Linked DNA regions of Homo sapiens: region 1 is linked to region 2. The links are chromatin contacts, found by Hi-C or POLR2A ChIA-PET in ENCODE. All regions are on one chromosome and are shown on one strand. The core of a region is the stretch at or near the end of the contact, and the rest is flanking DNA. Distances in the headings are between cores, read along the strand shown. Region 1 overlaps CIDEA (cell death inducing DFFA like effector a). Region 2 holds the start of MPPE1 (metallophosphoesterase 1).

Region 1 (5,527 bases), core at 2,424-4,923, 360 kb after region 2:
CAAGGGATCCTCCTGCCTCAGCCTCCTGAGTAGCTGGGATTACAAGTGCCTGCCACCATGCCCGGCCATTTTTTTTTTTTTTTTTTTTTTCATTTTTAGTAGAGACGGGGTTTTGTCATATTGGCCAGGCTGGTCTCGAACTCCTGACCTCAGGTGATCCACCCACCTTGGCCTCCCAAAGTGCTAGGATTACAGGCATGAGCCACCGCCCCCAGTGGTTTTTTTTTTTTTTTAATTTGTTTGCTTTTTGTTTGGAGACAGTCTTGCTCTGTCGCCCACTCTGGAGTGCAGTGGCACGATCTCAGCTCACTGCTACCTCGACCTCCTGGGCTCCCCCACCTCAGCCTCCCAAGTAGCTGGGACTACAGGCATGTGCCACCATGCCTGGCTGATTTTTGTATCTTCTTGTAGAGACAGGGTTTTGCCATGCTGGCCAGGCTGGCTTCAAACTCCTGGTTTCAAGCTCCTGAGCTCCAGCGATCCACTACCTCTGCCTCCCACAGTGCTGGGATTACAGGCGTGAGCCACCCCGCCCAGCCAATATTCAAATTCAAATTGTTTGGAAGTTACTGATTAGCATATTTTTGAAAGAAATTAAAATTCAGAAATTTAAAAATAGGTATTAATTCATTAAAAGTAATAACCCAATACAGATTAACTTAACTCACTTTTTTTTTTTTTTAGATGGAGTCTCGCTCTGTCGCCCAGGCTGGAGTGCAGTGGCGTGATCTCGGCTCACTGCAACCTCCACCTCCTGGGTTCAAGCGATTCTCCTGCCTCAGCCTCCCAAGTAGCTGGGATTACAGGTGCCTGCCACCACGCCCAGCTAATTTTTGTATTTTTAGTGGGGTTTCACTATGTTGGCCAGGCTGGTCTTAAACTTCTGACCTTGTGATCTGCCTGCCTCAGCTTCCCAAAGTGCTGGAGTTGCAGGCACGAGCCACCACGACCAGCCACCAGGTTAATTTAACTCATATTTTTATGAAAAGTGACTATTTTCCAAAACAAAAAGATGGAGGAACGGCATTTTTTACATTTTTGTAAATTTCTTTAATGTCTGGCTTAATAGAAGATTCTTATATCTGCTTCTTTATATTCAGTCTGTTGTAACATATTGTTTTGATGGAAGTATGAAGAAAATCCATCCTGACACAGATATGCAGCTGGGAAAGGAGGAGGATTTTAATAGCCTATTCAGATAACTGAGGATATTCTTTTTTTTATATTATGCCAGAACTCACCAAGTCATGGTTTCAGAATAGTGAGTTGAGGTGTTTTCAGAAAGGTCAGATGCAGCGTGTAATCTGAAGGTATACCAGTGAAGTTGGCCTCCTCTGTTACAGTGAATCCATCAGTCCGTCTTCCATTTTGAATGGACCTTTTTCCTGGGGATGATTTTGTAACAGCAGGCGTTGGTCATTGAGAAAAACTGATTCACTGAGTTATGCAGGTTTTCCAAATGTGCTGTGGAAACAGCACTTCTTGTGAGAACAAAGAAGGCAAACTGCATCTTACTGTTTATTATGGCCTTTCTTTCTCTTTTTCTTTTTTTTCGAGGCAGGGTTTGCTCTGTCACCCGGGCTGGAGTGCAGTGGCGTTATCTTGGTTCACTGCAGCCTTCACCTCCTGGGCTCAAGGGATCCTGCCACCTCCTCCTCCCAAGTAATTGGGACTACCGGTGCATGTCACCACACCCAGCTAAATGCTTGTATTTTTTTAGAGATGGGATTTCTCCATGTTGCCCAGGCTAATCTTGAACTCCTGGGCTCAAGTGATCCACCTGCCTCAGCCTCCCAAAATGTTGGGATTACGGGCATAAGCCACCGTGCTTGGCCTAGTTTTGACCTCTCAGTCCCTTAATAGGGCCTCAGGATTCCTGGATGTCTCCAGATTACACTTTGATAAACTCCACATCAAATCATTTACAGATAATTCAAAAATATGCAAAATTAACAATATAATGTTTGAGATACACATGTGCTAAAAATAGAGAAAAGTAAGGGGAAAACGCATGGCATAAAAACCTCTTGAGAGGAGGGGAGATGTGGGAGGTGGATGGGGTCTCTAAGGGATGGCAGTGTGTAGGTTTCATTTTACGTCTTTCTGTCCCTTACTTCTACATATATTATACATATACATATATATTATATATATAACCTCACAATTTTCCTGACTGGGAAAGAAACCACAGACCAATTATAAAAGCATAATATTTAGAATAAAATGTAATCTTTAATGTAGATGAGGGCTGGGCGCAGTGGCTCACACCTGTAATCCCAGCACTTTGGGAGGCCAAGGTGGGTGGATCACAAGGTCAGGAGTTCAAGACCAGCCTGGCCCACGGGGTGAAACCCCGTCTTTACTAAAAATACAAAAATTAGACAAGCATGCTGGTAGGCACCTGTAATCCCAGCTACTTGGGAGGTTGAGGCAGATAATTGTTCGAACCTGGGAGTTGGAGGTGCAGTGAGCTGAGATAGCACCAATGCACTCCAGCCTGGGCGACAGAGCAAGACTCCGTCTCACAAAAAAAAAAAAAAAAAAAAAAAAAAAAGCAGGTGGGGAGATGTCTGTAGATGAGACTATTAATTGTGGGGTGAATTAGACAAATCATTTAAAGCAAATATTGGTCTGCATGGCTTTTTGCTTGAGGAAAGTGTAACAGCAAAAATAATGCCCCCACAGACCACAGACACCTCTGTTTGTTTTCTTTTCTTTTTCTTTTTCTTTTCTTTTTTTTTTTTTTTTTTTTTTTGAGACAGTTTTGCTTTTGTCGCCCAGGAGGGAGTGCAATGGCGTGATCTGGGCTCACTGCAACCTCCACCTCCAGGGTTCAAGTAATTCTCCTGCCTCAGCCTCCCGAGTAGCTGGGATTACAGGCGCCCACCACCACGCCCGGCTAATTTTTGTATTATTAGTAGAGACGGGGTTTCGCCATGTTGGCCAGGCTGGTCTCAAACTCCTGACCTCAGGCGATCCACCCACCTCGGCCTCCCACCGTGCTAGGATTACAGGCGTGAGCCCAGGCGGCCGGACAGACGCCCCTGTCTTAATCCTCAGCCGTGGCAGATGGGATTAAGTGAAGGTTACTGGGGCGGGGTTGGGGTGGGGTTTGTCCTGGATCATCTGGGTAGAGGCCGAAGTCTTCACAAGGGTCCTTATGAGAGGGAGGCAGGTGAGCATGAAGGCCAGAGGCAGAGGAGGAGGAGAGATGTGGGGTACCCACCAAGGCAGGCGCCCAAGAAGCCGGGAAAAGCGAGGGGCCGGGCCTGCCCCGCAGCCCCCACGGCGGCCCTGCGCCCTGGCTTTGACTCTGACCTCGGCAGTGGGACAGCATTGGTGTGTGGGTTTCATGCCACTGAGGTTCTGGTCGTTTGTTACAGCAGCAGTAGGAGATGGGAAAGGCGGGTTTGTTTTTCTAAAGGAGACACTCAGCTAACAGGGAGGAGTTGGTGGTGGGCGCTGGGAACCTGGTTGCAGGGCAGGGTGGTGGGGGCGGTCGATGCCACGGGTGTAGATGCCACCGCCGGCCACGCGCTCCAGGGGGCTCGCGGCCCCCGTTTCGGCTGCGCAACCACCTCCCTGGATCCCAGCCACCTGTAGGCCTTTCTGGGCAAAACCAGTTTAGACTGAGACCAGAACGCTGGAGCAGGAAGCCGCCAGCAGGTGTCTCGCTCCCCGGTCCCAGCGCCCTCAGGAAGAGCGCGGCCCCGCAGCCCCCGCCCGGCGAGGCCCCAGCGGATCCGCGGCGGGAGGGCGTCATAATTTTAACCAAGACTGGAGACATTTAGGGAGAGTAAAATTAAAACTTTCAAAAGTCAGAAAGGGATGTGAGGCTCGGAAAAAGAGGCGCGGGACGGGAGGAGAAGCCCTCTCTGATGCCAGGATCTGAGCTTTCCAAACACGTTTCCCGGCTGAGGGCTCGCTGGCGCCCCCAAGAGGCCGCTGAGAGAAAACGGCCTCAGCCTCAGCTTTGAGTGTGTGTGTGGGGGGGGGGGGTTGGGGGGGGGTTGTTGTTGTTGTTGTTGTTGTTGTTTGGTTGGGTTTTTTTGTTTGTTCGTTTGTTTTGAGATGGAGCCTCACTCTGTCGCCCAGGCTGGAGTGCAGTGGCGCGATCTCGGCTCACTGCAACCTCTACCTCCCAGGTTCAAGTGCTTCTCCTGCCTCAGCCTTCTGAGTAGCTGGGATTACAGGCGTGCACCACCATGCCTGGCTAATTTTTGTATTTTTAGTAGAGACAGGGTTTCGCCATGTTGGCCAGGCTGATCTCAAACTCCTGACCTCAGGTCATCTGCTCGTCTCGGCCTCCCAAAATGCTGGGATTACAGGTGTGCACCACCATGCCCGGCTAATTTTTGTATTTTTAGTAGAGACGGGGTTTCGCCATGTTGACCAGGCTAGTCTCAAACTCCTGACCTCAGGTCACCTGCTCCTCTTGGCCTCCCAAAGTGCTGGGATTACAGGTGTGAGCCACTGTGCCCGGCCTCAGCTTTGATTTTTAAAGTAATAAGAGGGAGCTACAACCGCTTAGAAAAGGATGATGAAGTCAACCTCACCCGAGATTCCACCTCACAAAATTTTATTTTCTTTTTCCTTCTTTTTTTTTTGACAAGGTCTTGCTCTGTCATCCAGTCTGGAGGGCAGTAGCACAATCATAGCTCACTGCAGCCTCAACCTCCTGCCCTGTTCAAGGGGTGCTCCTGCCCCAGCCTCCAAAAGTGCTGAGACTACAGGCATGAGCCACTGTGCCTGGCCACAAAATGTTTCCTGAAAGACAAATTCAAGTCAAAGACAAATGCCTGATATTTGTACCTTGGGGCAGCTTTGCTCTCTTATATTTTTAAAGTGTCACAGGAGGGAGAGCTTTTAGTTGACAGATTCCTAATCCATACATACCCCAGATCTATTCAAACAAATTCTGTATGATCCGAATTAGAGGCTACAACTGGAACCACAGGTGGGTTTGTCTGTATGGTGGGACAGGGGAATAAAGAAGGCTGGCCACGGCGAGGAGGGTTTGGGTAATTTTAGGGGTATTTACATTTTAAGTTCCCATTCATGAGGTCACTGTCATTGGTGAATTTACCATTCACAGCTTCAGCGGCTCCCAACCTCGAAGGCTCACAAGACCTAGTAACCCTGTGTAGACCCGAATCCTGAGTGCTGCAAGATCTGTATGTGGCACAAGCCACTCAGAAAGAACAGCTCCTGGCCTGTCATTTGTACTGGGGGCAGCTTTGCTCTCATATTTTTAAACCATTTTGTGGGGAAAATTCTGTTCCGGTGCTGTTTATAAACCTGGGATGTGTAGAGGTCACTGACTTCCTCCTCCCACCCAGGGGGGTCTCCTCCCACCCAGGGGTTCTGCTGCATGGCTTTGGGCTTCCCCATGGAGTCCGCTCTCAACCCTGGGGGGTTATTAAAACACAGAGGTGCTCTGGGAAGGTGCCCACTCTGCCCTCACTTCAGCCATATGATTCTGGTACTTTCCACCCAGTAGCCCCCATAAAATTGAACCAATGCTGCC
Region 2 (5,553 bases), core at 159-2,658:
TATTTATTTTTAGAGATAGGGTCTCACTCCACCGCCCATTGTAAATCAAAAATGAAATCCTAAGACCCCTCAACCATCTGCATGGACCCCACCAAGGGCATTCCAGAGTTAACCTTGTTTTAGGTTGTTTTAAGCAAAACTTGTTTAGGCCATGATGGGAAGTGGGGGTGGAACTTGACACATTTCATCCTCCTCCCTTTTAGAATTCAGGAAAAGCAGACCAGCATTTAACATGCTGGACACTTAACTTACCTGGAGGCTTCATCTGCATGATAAAACTTCAGTCTCCACAGCCTCTTATTGTAACCCAAACATTCCTTTCCATTGATAATAAATCTTTCAACCAAATGCCAATCAGAAAATTTTCAATCTACCTATAACCCGGAAACCCCCGACCCACCCACCTCCTCAGCTGTCATACCTTTATGGACCGAACCAATGTACATCTTAATCTTACATGTATTTGACTGATGACTCATGGCTCCCCTAAAATGCATAAAACCACACTGGGCCCCGACCACCTTGCGTACGCGTTCTCAGGGTCTCCAAATGGCTGTGTCACCAGCCATGGTCACTCATATTTGGCTCAGAATTAATCCCTTCAAATATTTTATAGAGTTTTGACTTTTTGTCAACCGCAGGCTGCGTCACAGCTCGCTGCAGCCCCAAACTCCTGCGCTGAAGCGATCCTTTCCCCCACAACTTCTCGAGTAGCAGGGACTTCAGGTGCGTGCCACTACACCTGGCTTTTTTTTTTTTTTTTTTTGGTACTTTTGTTGTTATGGTGGGGGCGGGGGACTTGCTATGTTGCCCAGGCTGGTCTCGCATCTCTGGGATCAAGCCATCCTCCCACTTCAGCGTCCCAGAGTGCTGGAATTACAGGCCTAAGCAACGGCACCCAGCCTATCTTTTAATTTTTAACTTCAAAGTTATCGTTAAAAATCTAATCCCCCCAAAATATGAAAAAAATACTTAATATGCACTGACCTGTAGTTTTTCTCTAATTCACTATCTTAAATATATTAATTGCAATCTCATCAACTGCGACTTGCATTTGAAATTTTCCACCTTAAACGGTATTTTTTGATAAGATGGATTTTTTAAAAAATCTACACCAGCAAACTAGAGTGAGAGACCCCTGCAAAGTAATACATGGGCCTTAAGTCACCGAGATTTTCCAGCAAATAATTTGCAGAATGCTGTTTTTCCTAGGTTAACTTGCAATCCTAACACGGAAGGAGGTTCCGTTTTTAGAAGTTTAAATGTTGTCACACGGGCGCAAGAATACATACAACAGCCATGCTTTCCAGCTCTGCGCACAACGCCAGGCAGATGGGGAGCACCGGGCGGTGCGGGAGCCCTTTCACCAGGGCAGGGTGGCTTCGGTGGCCGAGGGACCCGGGAACTGCAGCCGGAGCCGGCGCGCACCCAGCCAACTTCCTGTTTCCGCGGTAGCGCGCGGGCCTGTCACTGAAGCCCCGCCCCGGCGACCTCAGGCGGGCGGGGAAGACCGAGTCTTCCCGGAGCCGCTTCGTCCGCCCGGCGCCGGAGTCCCACGGCCGGTTTGCGGAAGCGGGTCGTCTGAAGGGGCCCGGCGGGTGGCTCCCGGGTCTCCGCGGCCTGTGATCCCCAGAGCGGACAACCGCAGCTGGGGCTCCGTGCGCAACTCGGAGTAAAGGCCGGAACCTACGCTCGGCGGCCGCGTCCCGGCCCCTAGCGCCCTCCGCGAAGTGCCTGGCAGGCTCGGCAGTCTGAGTGTCGCGTTACAGAGTCCCCTGGGCAGTCACCGCTGAAGGGCGGGGGACGCGGGAAAGGCATTTTGGGGACACAGGAGAGCTGCGAGGGCGAAGCACGGGCGAGCTGTCGTTAGGGCCCAGGAAAGGCCCGTTGCGGGGCGCACAGGCGGGCAGGGGAACTCGCGCCCCGCGCCGCGCGCCCGGCCTCCTGACGCCAGGGCCGGCTTCTGAGCACAGCCACCGCGGCGGCCGGGGGCGGCCACTGCTCCCCGCGAGCCCGCTTCCGCGCCCCAGAAGCCCCCAGAGCCCGCGTCCGAGCTCCAGGCCTTGGAGGAGCCAGGCGGGCAGCTGACAGCCCCGGAGCCGCTCCCGGGTTCCGCGCGCGGTGGCAGCCAGGCCGTGCCTCCCCGTTCCCCTCCCGCGCCGCGCTGCCCCTCCGGGACCCACCAGGCCTGGCTGCGCCTCTTTCCTCTCCTCCCCCGGAGCCTTGGAAAGTGCCCTCCAGAGATGTGCTTAGGAAGTGTGTGATGAATAAAGGAGACAATCAGGATAACTATAATATTTATTATGCACTTGCTTTTTTCTCACTGATGTTACTAATTTTAATGGTGTAGCGCGGCGCGTTCCAGTTTTCTAAGTGCTCTCACATCCGTTCAAAAAATCCTCAAAATAAGCCTGTATATTAAAAGCAGGAGCCATTATTTCATATTTCAAGAAGTAAACATGCTCAGAGTAATAATCCACATAGAGCCTTCCAACCAGTCAATTCTGGTACATTTTCACAAATCTATGAGTGTGGTTAATACACGGAGATGTGGTTTGAGGAATTATATAGGACACAGCCAGCAAAATGCCTGGTATACAATAAGTATGCGGTAAATGGTTATTATTATTAAGAATATTGTAATATCTTCAGATATGATCAGGTGAACAACTTTGACATAATCGAAACTGGGACAGCCTGATTCCATAAACACACTAATATGGCACCGTGGATTGTTTGCAGCCTCACCTCTAAAGTATTCTCTCTGACTAACAAAGAAAGGGAAACTAGAACCAGTTAAGCTTATAACACTAATCACAGGCTAAAGGAAATACAGGGGCCAAATGAACCCATTAGATTACACCACCAGGAAGTAATCTGCCAAATCCAGAATGTGGGAAATTCTACAAACCAAATGACCCAATTTCTTTTTTCAAAAATAAATGTTCAGAGGCTGAAGTGGGAGGATTGCTTAAGGCCAGAGTTCAAGGCTGTAGTGAGCTATGATCACAGCTGTGAATAGCCACTGCACTCCAGGCTGGGCAACACAGCTAGACCCCCCATGTCTTTAAAAAAAAGAGGGTGGGGGGACCTTGAGAGACACATTAGCCAAATGCAATTTGTGGACCTTGTTTGGGTCATGATTAAGACAAACAAACTTTTACATAAATAAATGGCATTTTTAAAAACATTGGCGGCCAGGCGCGGTGGTTCTTGCCTGTAATGCCAGCACTTTGGGAGGCCGAGGCGGGCAGATCAGGAGGTCAGGAGATCAAGACCATCCTGGCTAACACGGTGAAACCCCGTCTCTACTAAAAAAAAAAAAAAAAAAAAAAAAATTAGCCGGGTGTAGTGGCAGGTGCCTGTAGTCCCAGCTACTCGGGAGGTTGAGGCAGGAGAATGGTGTGAACCCGGGAGGCAGAGCTTGCAGTGAGCCCAGATCACGCCACTGCACTCCAGCCTGGGCGACAGAGTGAGACTCCATCTCAAAAAAAAAAAAAAAAATTGGGAAACTTAAACATGGACTGAATGTTAGGTGACATTAAATAACTTCAGGTAATTTTATTACGATAATACCATAGTGGCTATGATTTTTAAAGGCCTCAGAGAAACATATTAACATATTTACAGGCAAATTATATTATTTCTGGGATTTGCTTTAATAAAATTTAATAACAAATTCCTGGAGTTTTTTAGAGAACAAAGTGAGAGATAGGAGAAACAATATTGGCAAAGTGTTTAATGTTTAAGCAAGGAGATGGGTACATGGGCATTGTGCTAGGCCTAATTATGCCCCCCAAACATGCCCACATTCTAATCTTCAAACCTGTGAACAAGTTACCTGACATGGCAAAAGGGGCTTTGCAAGTATGCGATGAAGAACCTTGAGATGGGAGATGATCCTGGATTATCCCAGTGAGCCCAGTCTCATTGGGTCCTTCCGAGAACCTTTACCTGCAAATGAGAATTGGAAAGAGACGTAACACTGGAAGGAAGTTCAGAGAGATTCAACCTGACAAGGATGTGGCCGCTGGTGCTGACTCCGGAGATGGAGGAAGGGGCCACAAGCCCAGGAATGCCACAGGTGGCCTCTCAAGGTGGAAAAGGCAAGGAATGAATGATCCTGCAGATGCTCAGGTGTCCTGCCATCACCTGAGTTTTAGCCCAGTGAGCCCCGTGTGGGCTCCTGACCTACAGGACTTGTACGGTAGTAAATTTGGGTTGTTTTAGGTCACCAAAGTGGTAGTAATTTGTTACAGCAGCCATAGAAAACTAATACAAGCATTTGCTATATTTCTCTCTATGTTTTTGTAAGTTTAAGATTTTTTTCTGCTGGGTGCGGTGGCTTACGCCTGTAATCCCAGCACTTTGGGAGGCCAAGGAGGGCAGATCACAATGTCAGGAGTTCGAGATCAGCCTGGCCAATATGGTGAAACCACGGCTCTACTAAAAATACAGAAATTAGCCAGGAGCGGTGGCATGCGTCTGTATTCCCGGCTACTCGGGAGGCTGAGGCAGGAGAATCACTTGAACCCAGGAGGTGGAGGTTGCAGTGAGCCGAGATCGTGCCACTGCACTCCAGCCTGGGTGACGGAGTGAGATTCTGTCTAAAAAAAAAAAAAATTGTAATAAAATATTTATTAAGTCCATAAAACATAAACCTAAGAAATACATTTTTAAGGTAATTCATTTACACCTGAAGTGTAATCTGACCAACCATAGAATTATACCATGCATTTTAATTTCCAAAAGAATTATATGTCATAAATCCCTTTTTAAAAAGCATTGTTGAGTATGGTTAGTAAAATAATGTTAATTTTCAAAGTCACAGATATAATAAAGCATCACGGATATAATAAAGCATGGCATGACCTATTCCTGACTTTATTTATTTATTTATTTTTGAGACAGAGTCTTACTTTGTCACCCAGACTAGAGTGCAGTGGCTCATCTTGGCTCACTGCAACCTCTGCTTCCCGGGTTCAAGCCATGCTCCTGCCTCAGCTTCCTGAGTGGCCGGGATTACAGGCACCCGCCACCGCACCCAGCTAATTTTTGCATTTTTAATAGAGACAGGGTTTTGCCATGTTGGCCAGGCTGGTCTCGAACTCCTAACCTCAAGTGATCCGCCCACCTCGGCCTCCCAAAGTGCTGGGATTACAGGTCTGAGCCACCGCGCCTGGCCCCATTCCTAACTTTAGAATTAGTTTATCTATACCGATTGTTATCAAAATCTGCATATTGACATGACTTTTAAGATGCTGACATTTATAAAGGTAATTTTCCTTCTAGCATATATTAATTTCAGGAAACAGATAACACAATTAATAAAATATATAAAACAGAATCGTTAAAGAAAATAATCTTCCCAAATATGTAAAAGTAGAATAGTTTAAAAAACAGTACCGAATATTTTAATGTAATTTCTAATTTTCAATTAATGAATATTAGGCATTTTCTATTATATGGATAAATTACCCACATTTTGTCAAATTTGCTAAAACAGTCCGGGCGCGGTGGTGCACACCTGTAATCCTAGCACTTTGGGAGGCC

Evidence for each region. Hi-C counts contacts between places; a loop is a spot of excess contacts on that map. ChIA-PET counts read pairs that join two places held with the same protein, here RNA polymerase II (POLR2A). Pooled maps may share reads with other maps.
Region 1: a loop to region 2 is called in a pooled map, with 3 times the contacts of the local background. The contact joins the enhancer-like site here to the promoter of MPPE1 in region 2. A Hi-C loop is called at or near these places in 4 of 50 pooled maps. POLR2A ChIA-PET finds 5 or more read pairs at or near these places in 2 of 52 experiments (activated CD8-positive, alpha-beta memory T cell and naive thymus-derived CD4-positive, alpha-beta T cell).

What each region holds. Positions count from the first base shown.
Region 1 is chr18:12,268,163-12,273,689 of GRCh38, forward strand. The region is part of intron 3 of CIDEA (cell death inducing DFFA like effector a); the gene reads left to right. Among named protein-coding and RNA genes, the nearest start is that of CIDEA, 17 kb to the left of the region's middle. RefSeq lists a silencer at 3,680-3,859. Within about 2 kb of position 3,674, at least 29 of the 41 ENCODE cell types and tissues checked have a DNase peak (open chromatin) inside an H3K27ac peak, as active enhancers do.
Region 2 is chr18:11,906,909-11,912,461 of GRCh38, forward strand. It overlaps MPPE1 (metallophosphoesterase 1), which reads right to left and starts at 1,409. Exons shown (of 11, transcript NM_023075.6): 1 at 1,293-1,409. It overlaps LOC101927511 (a long non-coding RNA gene), which reads right to left. Exons shown (of 4, transcript XR_007066296.1): 4 at 3,641-3,954. RefSeq lists a silencer at 1,802-2,201.